2 separate regions of the Mus musculus genome follow, and region 1 is linked to region 2. Evidence: chromatin contacts called from ENCODE Hi-C or POLR2A ChIA-PET data. All regions are on one chromosome and are shown on one strand. Each heading gives the region's core, a stretch centred on a gene start or an enhancer-like site at or near the end of the contact. The rest is flanking DNA. Distances are from core to core; before and after follow the strand shown.

What was found. A loop is a pair of places that touch in the nucleus more often than their neighbours do. ChIA-PET counts read pairs that join two places held with the same protein, here RNA polymerase II (POLR2A).
Region 1: a loop to region 2 is called in a map of adrenal gland, with 3 times the contacts of the local background. The contact joins two enhancer-like sites. A Hi-C loop is called at or near these places in 14 of 37 maps with a recorded cell type or tissue (T-helper 17 cell, adrenal gland, gastrocnemius and 5 more). POLR2A ChIA-PET finds 5 or more read pairs at or near these places in 4 of 5 experiments (Patski and embryonic stem cell).

What each region holds. Positions count from the first base shown.
Region 1 is chr8:107,163,123-107,165,822 of GRCm38, reverse strand. The region is part of intron 1 of Cyb5b (cytochrome b5 type B); the gene reads right to left. Among named protein-coding and RNA genes, the nearest start is that of Cyb5b, 14 kb to the right of the region's middle. Within about 2 kb of position 1,447, at least 1 of the 3 ENCODE cell types and tissues checked has a DNase peak (open chromatin) inside an H3K27ac peak, as active enhancers do; it is heart, where a contact is called at or near this core.
Region 2 is chr8:107,113,168-107,115,867 of GRCm38, reverse strand. No RefSeq gene overlaps it. Among named protein-coding and RNA genes, the nearest start is that of Gm39240, 9.6 kb to the left of the region's middle. Within about 2 kb of position 1,372, at least 1 of the 3 ENCODE cell types and tissues checked has a DNase peak (open chromatin) inside an H3K27ac peak, as active enhancers do; it is heart, where a contact is called at or near this core.

The DNA.
Region 1 (2,700 bases), core at 198-2,697, 50 kb before region 2:
TCTACCTGTATTAAATGTCCCAGAGAAGTGACAGAGTGACATTTCTGTCAAGAAGTAGATGTAGGGCCGGTGAGATGGTTTATCCAGGACAGCACTTGATGTGCAAACCTGACAAACTGAGTTTAATCCCCAGAACTCAGGGTGAAAAGAGTAAGCCAACCAGAAATGTGTATGCATAAATATCTTAAAATACATGCAGATGTGTTACAGATCAAACTAGAAAAGCAGTGCAAATTATGAAATAGAATTAATTGAGGCAAGGGAAAGATAAGAGGAAAAAAATGGGTGACAGCTTATTTGTTTTTTTTTTTGTTGTTGTTGTTTTGAGATCGGGTCTCACTATGTAGCTCTCTCCGGCTGTCCTGGAATTCACAATAGACTAACTAGGCTGGCCTCAAACTCACAAGAGATGCATCCACCACTGCCTCTCCAGGGCCGAGATTAGCATGGGGCACCATCCTCACTTGTAAAAGCTTACTGGATTGATGGTTAAGGTTCTAACTCTTGCTTTTGACAGTAACCACATTAGCTACTTTTGTATCACTGGATCAAAAAAAGTAACAGAATATCAGGGCGGAGGAGACTTCTATTGTGTGGATTTCAAAGGATTTCTGCTCCATGTAGAAAGGCATGGTGGCAGGAACAGGAGACATTGAGAGTAGGACTAGAACCTGCAGTTGGTGCTGTTTTCAAAAGACCGGCTCCCAATGACCTATTTTTGTCAACTTAGGCCCCACCTCCTAAAAGATCCACAGCCTCCCAAAATATTGTCAGCCTTTGGCAGACAAGTGGTAGTAAGTCTGAAGGGGGCATTTCTAAGTCAATGCATAATAACTAAGATGTATATAAGAGTGCATAAAAGGAGTGCTTTATAATAGTGTATTATGCAAAAGCTAGACATCAGCACAGCAGTCACTTTGGGGAGCGGGAGGCGAACTAATTAGGAAGAAACTCCAGAACTTGGAACACAATTTCACAGATGTACAAACTTAGGAAAAACTCACTAAGCATGCTTTCAGGCTTTGTGCATTCTTGTGTTACAGTTTTTTAAAATATGTCTTCAGAACTATGCAGCTGACATCAGAGAAGAGGAAACACCTGGGCATGTTTACTGACTAGACACAGGCAGAAAGTTTTGAATGTTTTGCACTGCACAGCACTTTCTTCAAGCAGCATTTTAGATGGAAGCCCAATATATACACTCACGTACAAGTGAAGAGTGTTCAGCAACCTTCAAGAGTCAATCTAAAAACCATCCACACGTATAAATGGACAAATGACAAATCAACACCACCAGTAGCAGGCACAAGGCGGTTCCTAGCGTCAGCGTCACAGGACTTTGAGAGCTGCTTGTAGCCTGCCAGGACTTAAAAATGCCCTGCTGTGCTATCTTCAGAGGTCAGATAAGGAAAGGAGACTTGAGAACAGTTCACAAGGTGCGCCACTCCACCCCGCTCAAAGGCTGCAAGTCCTATGGTAGCAGAGAGTACATTCTAGACCTAGCCCAAAGTTAGGAGAGATGGGACCAAGTTCAATTGTAGCCCAAACAGCTCCTGTCTGCCAGTTTTTGTGCTGGTTAATGTTCAGTGTCAATTTACCAGGATTTAGACTCACCTAGAAAACACAGCTCTAGATGTGTCTGTGAGGATGTTTCTAGAATGTTCCTAAGAAAGGCCTTGAATGTAGGAGACTGCACGTGACCAGCCACCTCTCACATCACTCGTCACACTTTCCCTGCCATGGTGGCAGGTTCCCTCAAACTGTGAGTCAAGATAAATCTCTCCATAATGCCAACTATTTGTCACAGCAAGAAAAAAGTCACTAATACAGAAATAATAAACACTGTCTTGGCTACAATAGTAAGAAATTGAAAGCTAGCCGGGCGTGATGGTGCACGCCTTTAATCCCAGCACTTGGGAGGCAGAGGCAGGCAGATCTCCGAGTTCGAGGCCAGCCTGGTCTACAGAGTGAGTTCCAGGACAGCCAAGGCTATACAGAGAAACCCTGTCTCGGAAAAAAAAAATAAAGAAAGAAATCGAAAGCTAGGCATAGTGGCACGTGACTGCAAACCCAGCACTCGGAGGCAGAGATAAAATCATCAGAAATAAGACTGAGCTCAGGGCTGGAAAGATGGCTCAGCAATTAAGACAATGTGCTGTTCTTGAAAGGGCCAGAGCTCAGTTCCCAGCACCTTATTGTGCGGCTCACAACCTCCTGTAACTCCATCTCCAGGGGGATCTGGAATCTGCAGACACCGTAAACAAGCACATATCTACACACAGACACATACATGCACTCACATGCACATATCTACACACAGACACATACATGCACTCACATGCACATATCTACACACAGACACATACATATACACATAGTAAAAAGATAAAAGTTCTTAAAGATACTACAAGACAAGTTCAGATGAAGCAACACACACAGTGACATGCAGATTCTTTCGGTTTTTCCTTGGAGTGTGTGCATGGGATGGCATTTGTCGTGTCCTTACCACATAGGCCTCTGCCTCTGAACTCCTCTAACTGTAACCTCTCACTAGGAGCAGTCGTCCCTAGTCCTCTTTTTCCCTCTTTCCTACTCCCCAACTAAGGGCAGAAAGGAAATAAATTTAAAATGCTGCCATATAAAGGCATGGGAGGCAGTCACTGAGCTGATACTGAAGGAGGGACCCAGCATAAGGCAAGA
Region 2 (2,700 bases), core at 123-2,622:
CCTTTTTGCTTGTTTGGTTTTTTGTTTGTTTGTTTTGTTTTGTTTGATACAGGGTTTCTCCGTGTAACCCTTACTCACTCTGTAGACCAGGCTGGCCTTGAACTCAAAGAGATCTGCCGAAATCTGGGATTAAAGACATGTACCACCACCCCCAGCCATAAAAAAGTAGCAATTTCTGAGGCTTTTTTTTTTTTTTTTTTTTTTTGAGACAGGGTTTTTCTGTGTAACCCTGGCTATCCTGGAACTCACTCTGTAGACCAGGCTGGCCTTGAACTCACTGAGGCTAAATTTTTAACACCATGGAAAGATATAAAGGCACAAGAAACTCTTCCCTGTATCTGTTCCACTTTCCTCTGCTAATTATCATTAATAGTCCTTTCTTTTCTTTGTGTGTGTGAATGTGAGCTGTAAGTGCCTGTGTATGCAGGAATGCACACACTCTTGCGCACGTGAACACACACACATTTTTTAGAAAGTTTTCCTATGTAGCTCTGGATTGCCTCAAACTCACCCATCCTCGCGCCACATCCTCCACGTACCAACATTACAGGCACCGGTTCCCACACCTGACTTAATTTAATCTTTTTAATGAAGAATGGGTCCAGGTGTTTAGTAATACTACCATTTCCAAACCTGCTGGGACATCGAGATCAGAATGTCCCAGGGAGTTTCACTGGAAATCCACAGCTGCCTTCTGTGAACTCCATTCTCATCCCCCAGTCAGGGAAGGAAACTGGAATCTCGACACTGAAGGGCGCGTCCACGGTGCCGGTGTACAGACCACTGTGCGAACAGCCATCCACCCTCCCGTTTCTTGCTACAGGGGCAGCTCCTGTTTCCTGATTTCCTGTTACTCACGGGTTATTCACCAGAGCCTTATCAGGGTGTCTGCACAGCACCAAGACCCTGTGCCTTTCTTCCAGACCCGGGGAGGTATGGTGTGGTGTGAATTTCGACACAGCCAAGGCGGTGTTGCTGGGGGTTAGTTGGTTAGTGTGGGTGTTGGCAGCCAGCTGGGGCTCGGGTAGGGAGCCTGTGTGTGGGTGAAACTCAGGAATCCTGTGGCACTACAGTTACAGAAAAAAATTTAAAGGCCCAGCCCAGGCCTTTACGAAGTACAGCTGAGTCTGACAAACCCAGAACCAGCCCCAGCTCTCAGATCTTCTGGGGCGAGGGGTTGGGAGGGGGCGGGATACAGTTCCCTGTGGGCCCTTCTAAATCAGATAAGACATAATGCAGATGAAACGCGGGTGGGAAACGCACGGTAGACAGCAGATTACAGTCATAAAAAGAGATGACAGATTTCATCGTCACTCATGACCCACCCAAATGTCACGTCCTCTGGGCTCTTTCCCTGGCATTTCCTGCCCCAAGTGGATGTTCTTTCCATTGTACTCCCCGACACTTGAAATCGAACAACAAAAGGAAAAAAAAAATACTACTACTGCTGCCTGAGGTTTCCTGGGTCAGAATATCTAGCTGCTTTCCTGTTTGATCTCCCACCAGTCCAGGGGTCCCAGGGAGTTAAAGGCCCACGGGCTGTTTAGTCACGTGGTCTTCACTTTTCTTTCTTTCTTTTTTTTTTTTTTTTCTTACATACTCAATTAGCTTTCTAATTTCTGTAGCCCTAGAAACAGACCTATACCCGGGCCTCTTGATCCGTAACAAAAGTAGCACTTCAGAAATGAGGGGTTTTGCTTTTGGTTTTCTATGTTTATGATTTTTACAGTGAGTTGGTATGTATCACATGTGTGCAGGTATCCATGGAGACCAGAAAGTATCATATTGTCTGAAACTGGATTTGCTGGCAGTTGTGAGGCACCGTGTGGATGCTGGGAACTGAACCCACCGTTCAAGAACAGTGTGCGTTCTTAAACTCTGAGCCGTGGGTCTGTTAGCCCCGGAAGGGGATTTTCTTAAAGAAGGTCAATGAATCCGATACTCATAGAAAAATAAAATGCACCTGAGCCCTGTTGTTCGCCATTCTCAAACATCAGAGTTAGATTCGATAAAAGGTTACACATGGGGCTGAGGCTGTAGCACCGCTGGTTGAATGCTTGGGTTCCAGACCACCACCGCAGAAAACCAATGTGGTGATGCCTGCCTGTGATCCCACCCATGAGGACTTGACACAGGAGGATCAGGAACTCTGACACTGTCCTTGGCTACAAGCAAGGCCACTTTGAGCCTTTCCTTTGAGGCAGAGGCAGACAGATCTCTGACTTCAGCCTGACAATATGTTGAGTTTCTGGCCAAGCATGGCCACATCTTGAGTCATGAGGATGGGGTAGGTGAGGGAGAGAGAGACAGTTCAGATGGTAAAAGCACCTTTCGCACAAGCCTGCCGATCTGACTTTCCATCCCTGAAACCTCATGGTGGAAGGAGAGAGCTGACTCCTGAATGTTGCCCTCTGACCTCCACACACACCACTGGCATGCTACCCTTTCAGCCTCTCGCTCAGCCTCATCTTTTTTTTTTTTTTTTTTTAAAGACTGTTGCTAGGGCAACAGTTAGTAAAGTGCTCGCCTTGCAAATTCAAAGCCTTGAATTAGATCCCCAAAACCCTTGTAAAAAGCTGGGTGTGACTGCAATCCAGGTGCTGAGAAAGCAGAAAGAGGTGGATTTTTGCTGCTCACAGCCTGGCCCAGTTAGTGAGCTCCAGGCCATCGAGAGAGCCTTTTGGCTTCTGGGATTGTCCT